Linked DNA regions of Homo sapiens: region 2 is linked to region 1. Evidence: chromatin contacts called from ENCODE Hi-C or POLR2A ChIA-PET data. All regions are on one chromosome and are shown on one strand. Each heading gives the region's core, a stretch centred on a gene start or an enhancer-like site at or near the end of the contact. The rest is flanking DNA. Distances are from core to core; before and after follow the strand shown.

Evidence for each region. Hi-C counts contacts between places; a loop is a spot of excess contacts on that map. ChIA-PET counts read pairs that join two places held with the same protein, here RNA polymerase II (POLR2A). Pooled maps may share reads with other maps.
Region 2: a map of PC-9 shows a loop between it and region 1 (2.2-fold over the local background). The contact joins two enhancer-like sites. A Hi-C loop is called at or near these places in 1 of 168 maps with a recorded cell type or tissue (PC-9) and 3 of 50 pooled maps. POLR2A ChIA-PET finds 5 or more read pairs at or near these places in 6 of 52 experiments (AG04450, HEK293, T-cell and 3 more).

What each region holds. Positions count from the first base shown.
Region 1 is chr1:8,726,420-8,729,626 of GRCh38, reverse strand. The region is part of intron 1 of RERE (arginine-glutamic acid dipeptide repeats); the gene reads left to right. Among named protein-coding and RNA genes, the nearest start is that of RERE, 90 kb to the left of the region's middle. Within about 2 kb of position 1,571, at least 2 of the 41 ENCODE cell types and tissues checked have a DNase peak (open chromatin) inside an H3K27ac peak, as active enhancers do.
Region 2 is chr1:8,628,567-8,631,759 of GRCh38, reverse strand. All of the region lies in intron 2 of RERE (arginine-glutamic acid dipeptide repeats), which reads left to right. Among named protein-coding and RNA genes, the nearest start is that of SNORD128, 140 kb to the right of the region's middle. RefSeq lists an enhancer at 1,821-1,940. Within about 2 kb of position 1,844, at least 7 of the 41 ENCODE cell types and tissues checked have a DNase peak (open chromatin) inside an H3K27ac peak, as active enhancers do.

The DNA of each region.
Region 1 (3,207 bases), core at 322-2,821:
AAATATTTAGTCTTTTCAGGTTGTATGGTCTCTGTTTCAAGTATGGAACTCTGCCATTGTAGTGGGAAGACAAACAACCATAGAAAATACACATAAAAAAATAAGGCCAGGTGCAGTGGCTCATGCCTGTAACCCCAGCACTTTGGGAGGCCGAGGCGGGTGGATCACAAGGTCAAGAGTTCGAAACCAGCCTGGCCAACGTGGTGAAACCCCGTCTCTACTAAAAATACAAAAATTAGCCAGGCATGGTGGCACGTGCCTGTAGTCCCAGCTACTTGGGAGGCTGAGGCAGGAGAATCACTTGAAACCAGGGAGGCAGAGGTTGTGGTGAGCTGAGATTGTGCCACTGCACTCCAGCCTGGGCAACAGAGCGAGACTCCATCTCAATAAAAAAAAAAAAAAAAAAAAATCGGTGTAGCTGACTTCTAATAAAACTTGATTGATTGATTGATTGATTGAGATGGAGTCTCACTCTTGTTGCCCAGGCTGGAGTGCAATGGTGTGGCACGATCTCAGCTCACCGCAGCTTCCACCTCCCGGGTTCAAACGATTCTCTGCCTCAGCCTCCTGAGTAGCTAGGATTACAGGCTTGCGCCACCATGCCCAGCTAATTTTGTATTTTTAGTAGAGACAGGGTTTCTCCATGTTGGTCAGGCTGGTCTTGAACTCCCGACCTCGGATGATCACCTGCCTCGGCCTCCCAAAGTGCTGGGATTACAGGCATGAGCCACTGCGCCTGGCTATAAAAGTTTATTTTCAAAAACAGGTGCAGTCTCTTGGCCCTAGTTGCTAGCTGCTGTTTCAGAGCCTGTGGAAATCTTACCTTCACTTTATGCCCCAAAGGATGCCATCGTTTTTATCTACTGGATGGGATCCCCAAGATTACTTAGATTGTTTTCAGAAGTAATAACAGATATCTGGGTATGGAGCATAGCATCTTAGTTTTAGTTTCTTTTTTGAGGGATGCTTTTTGGTGTTATGGTATACCACAGGTGCCTAGAGAAAATTCCGTTTTAGGTGCTGTCCTTTGAGGAAATACTGCTGATCTCAAATAACTGTGGGTAATTGAAATATCATACCTTTTAATGGTGACTACTAATCCCCTAAAAAGAATATAGACTTTTTCGCTCTAAACATGGTTTCAATAGGGTTTTTTTTTTTTTGATGGTCTCTTATGACTCTAGATTGAAACAAACAAGAAAATAACCCTACTTCTATAGTTACTATAACAGCTGAGGCAAGCTATACTACCAGTGGTGCATGGTAAAGCCTGCCTTTTAATAAGTTCTTAAATATAAAGAATGATAGAAAGTTTCAAGTTATGGTGTGTTATAGGTGCCTATGGAGTTATTAGGTTAGAGGAATGATTTTAATTTACTTGGATTCCTTAGCACATTGCTTATTGCATGCGTGCTCAGTAAAAGTGGATACTGGTGTTTGTGCTTTGCAGCTACCGCAGGTCTTGGTTGTCATGGCTTCTCATTAGTGCATTAAGATCCCTTTAGAGCTCTGGTTGCCTGGCAAGAGAAAAGGCAGGAACTGCCAGGAGCTGAAAGGACAGATGCTTAGCTGCAGAAGTAGCCTCTGGGGAGCGTTGGCTGCGTTGGCTGAGGTTCGTGTGCATGTGGTCAAATGTGTGAACTTGGGTTTTGCTAGACAAAACTCTGGGCTACATGGATTAATTAATATATGCTACAAGTGGTCTTTGTTTTAGAAGTCTTTGCAGTTTGAGCTATTTAAAACTTTTTTTAAATAAGCAAATTAGAAGATTCTGTTTGGGGTGCATTCCTGTCCTTTGGGGAAGTACTGCTGACCTTTAAGAATAGTGGGTAATTGGCCGGGCTCAGTGGCTCACACCTGTAATCCCAGCACTTTGAGAGGCCGAGGCTGGCGGATCACGAGGTTAAGAGATCAAGACCATCCTGGCCAACATGGTGAAACACCGTCTCTACCAAAAATACAAAAATCAGCTGGACGTGGTGGCGCGTGCCTGTAGTCCCAGTTACTTGGGAGGCGGAGGCAGGAGAATCGCTTGAACCCGGGAGGCAGAGGTTGCAGTAAGCTGAGATTGTGCCACTGCACAACAGCCTGGCGACAGAGCGAGACGCTGTCCAAAACAAACAAACAACAAAAAAATAAAAAACAGTGGGTAATTGAAATATTGTATGTTTTAATAATGACTACTAGCCAGATGCGGTGGCTCACATCTGTAATCCCAGCCCTTTAAGAGGCTGAGGCGGGCGGATCACCTGAGGTCGGCAGTTCAAGACCAGCCTGACCAACATGGAGAAATTCTGTCTCTATGAAAAATACAAAATTAGCTGCGCATGGTGGCGCATGCCTGTAATCCCAGCTACTCACGAGGCTGAGGCAGGAGAATCGCTTGAACCCTGGAGGCGGAGGTTGTAGTGAGCCGAGATCGCGCCACTGCACTCCAGCCTGGGCTACAGAGCGAGACTCCTTTCCCCCCACCCCGCGCCCTCCAAAAAAAAGACTACTAATCCACTGAAAAAAGGTCAGTTGGCTGGGCCCAGTGGCTCATGCTGTAATCCCAGCACTTTGGGAGCCAAAGGCGGGTGGATCACCTGAGGTCAGGAGTTTGAGACCAGCCTGGCCAACATGGTGAAAACCCGTCTCTACTAAGAGTACAAAAATGAGCTGGGTGTGGTGGTGCATGGCTGTGATCCCAGCTACTCTGGAGGCTGAGGTAGGGGAATTGCTTGAACTCAGGAGGTGGAGGTTGCAGTGAGCTGAGGTCGTGCCACTGCACTCCAGCCTAGGCAATAGAGGGAGACTTCTTCTCAATAAATAAATAAATAAACGTCAGTTTACAATATTAGAATACTGAAAGCTTGAGTAATTAGAAGAGTCTTATGATTAGAATTAATTATTTCAGGCTAAAAAATATTAGAAGGAGACTCTAGAGGGCAGTATAAGTCAACATGTTCATGCTTCTCCTGGCAATGGAAAGTTAAATTTTGCTTTGGAAAAATATACCAGGTGTTCTGAACTCTTTCCCCACCACACGGTGTCCCGGTTTGGTAGAAATGTGAGTTTTGGAAAGAAGTGCTCTGATTTGGCTTACAAAGATTAGCTAATGTATCAGAATTATATGGCCCTAGGGAATATCTCTGCTTGGTTTACAATACTGTCTTAGAAAAACTGGAATTGCCTGGCCGGGCGCGTTGGCTCACGCCTGTAACCCCA
Region 2 (3,193 bases), core at 595-3,094, 98 kb after region 1:
ATCAGTTAACTGGAACTTGGATGTTACATTGGCTAAACTCACTTTCATGATAGGGACTCAACCAACACAGCTGACAAGGGGTGCTATTTAAGGAACGTTTTCAGAGTAAAATAAGGAGATGAGAGTGCTTACAGTGTTCTTTGCTTGGGTAATATAAGTGTCCAACCATGGCTAATATTTAGCATATCAGTATAACTAATAAGATTTCTGCTACTGGCAGGATAATTTTGCTTTTTCTTGTTCCACAGAGTTCGCAAGTTTGTATAGCATATGATTGATTTGGGAAGCGGGGGTCATGCTTCATGCTGCAGCAGTTAGTCCAAAACATCCACATCACTGTTATTTTTTATTTTTTTAAGAGACAAGGTTTCATGCTGTCACCCAGGCTGGAGTGTAGTGGTGGTACAGTCATAGCTCATTGTAACCTCAAACTCCAGGGCACAGGCAGTCCTCTGCCTCGGCCTCCCAAAGTGCTGGAATTACAGGCATGTGCCACCATGCCTGGCCCAGCATTATTTTTTAAAGTTGGGAAGATAATTATCTGAGATCAGTTTTTAAGTTTTCAATACATTGGGAGATTTCCTGACTTTTAAAGGAGAAAAGAGAAATGTAGGAATTTTCAACAAAATCCCTTTTAGTTTATTATGACCTGTTCCCCTCAACTTGTTTGTTCTCATTATTTAACTGTCCTTGTTAGCAATGAGGATAAAGACAGATGAATGTTTGCTAGAAATATTTAGTGTTCTGTGTTTAGTGAGGCTTTCTTTGTAGCACTACTTGGGAATCTATAGACATTTCAATACATGGAATGTAATTATTATGTTTAAAAAAGAGGGGAACAAAGATATATGTTATCTGGGATCTTTTCCCACCAAGTTTAGAATCCTTAAGATGATGCAGCTGATTTTGATAACAGTTGATAAACAGAGTAAGGGTAAGGACTGGGAAGGCTTCATTTATGGAGGTGCACTTTTCCCAATTTTTGTTTCCTTTTCCATGTATGTATGTGTGTATATATGTACGTATGTATGTATGACTGAGTGACAGGGTCTCACTCTGTCACCTAGATTGGAGTACAGTGGCTGGATCATAGCTCACTGCAGCTTTGAACTCCAGGGCTCCAGTGATGCTGTCACCTGAGCTTCCTGAGCAGCAGTCCTTTTCCCTTTTAAATTCTCCAGTGTTACAGTCAATATGAGTACCCCTCACAGCAAAAGATTCTGGCAGGAAACTAAAGTAGGTTACCTGGCAATCGAGTTATTTCCTAAAGAAGTATTAGAATACAGCATTTGTTTTGTTCATATTGATAGAGCGTAGCAACTTTCTTGCTAGGATCTCTCTCTTCTTTTTTTTTTAAACCATGTCTCTGTTTAGTTTGTTTGTTCCTCATATAATTTTTGAGTGTTTACTATGAAGAACAGTGCATTGTTTATAGAGTTGAGGAATGGTGATGGGTTTGGCTGTTTTATGGTTTGGGAGACTAGAACTGGGAGGGTTTGTTGGAGGACATGCAGTATGCCAGAGACTCTGGATTGGAATTTGGGTACCGGGATTTCAGCGTTGTTTCCAGCATGCACACACACATAACATATACACTCTTTGTGTGTCTTGGAAAATGGAGGACATCTGTTTTAACTGTAGAGAGATACTTGTGGATTTTTTATTCTGCAATATTAGACCAACATACTGTACCTCATTGACTGTTACCTCCAAGCATTGAGGGTGGAGGAGTCATGTAGAGGAGAAACAGAAAGCAGAAGAGCGGTGCAGTCCTGAGAGTCAACTTCCCATTTCACCGCTGTGCCACCCAGCTTGGTCTCTGAGAAATCTCTTTGTGAGAAAGTCTTTGTTCATGCGTGCTTTTTACAATGGGGTTTTCTATTGGAAATTATATCAGAGTGGCACTGCCATGCTTTGCAAAGGGATGAGAAGGTATTTCAAAGATTAATAGGCGGAGACACATTGATGGAAAGGAAAATTCTTTATGAGGTGGAGCAGTGGCTGAGCATTGCCTATATATGTTGTGACCACAGTTTTAGTACTGGCGTGTGTGGCACTGCTTGCTAAATTAGTGGGTGAGGTAAGTGTCCACTCTGCTCTGTAGGAGGCTGTCAGAAAAGATGCTGACAGGTTCTTTGTGTTTCATAATGACACACTGCCTAATGCTTCAGACTGAGATTTTTACCCTTGAGGGGACTGTGCTTTTGCTATATTTACATAAACCTGCTGATTTGCTGAGGGTTGAAAAAGCAGAGAGGGCCTTCTTTGCCTTGAGAATCTGCCTTCACGTTTTGGCTGACTTCCTTCCCCAGCTTAGCAAATGCTCTGTTGTTTACAGATGGCACAATAGATCTTTGGACATGAAGCTATGCTGAGGTTGTGAGAAACAGCCAGAAATACCTCTGTTCAGTATCATTGCCCAAATTACGGATTTTGTTGCTCCCTGTTCACAAGGATTTGAGGTCACTTAATCCTGTGATCCATTCCCAGACAGAGGTTAGGTGTTAAGAGAGTAGGTCTCAACCTAGACCCATGGTTTCATTTCTAGACATCCCTAGTAAAGACACATTAGTTATCATGTGTTGTTTGGACTAATTGATATTGATGGTAATAGCCTCACTCATTTTTCTGGCCCATTACAGGCATGCTGATTTGAAGATTTAAAAAATATATATACTTGCCCTGCCAAAACCGTTTGCTCAATTCTGGTAAATACGTGTTTTTACATGGGTGATTCTGAAGATGTGCATTATGCATTTGGTGGATCACATCAGCTTTGTGCAGTTCTTTCAGAACTGCTAGCTTTCTAATAAAAAAAGAAGTATATGCAGTGCTTGGGGGCCGTGGGAGATTTTCAGATTGAGAATCATTGATCCTACTGACTAAAACCAATTTTATAACCAGCTTCAGACATCCCATGCACTCATAAATTGCATGAAAATCTTGCCAAATCATTTTGGCTTTAAAAGATTACTGGGCATATATTCCAACTGAGATTTTAACATTGCTCTTGACTACGTTCTTATCTTTCCCTTTTCAAATAAAGCACTTTATTTTTGTGCTATAAACATTTATATAAATTATTTTCTTAAATAGCTGCTTGATTAATGAGCCAAGGGGAAATGCTTTTTATATGAGAATTTGGCTTTAATTGAACCTTGTTTTGAATATTTTTAAGAGTAATATAAAGTAG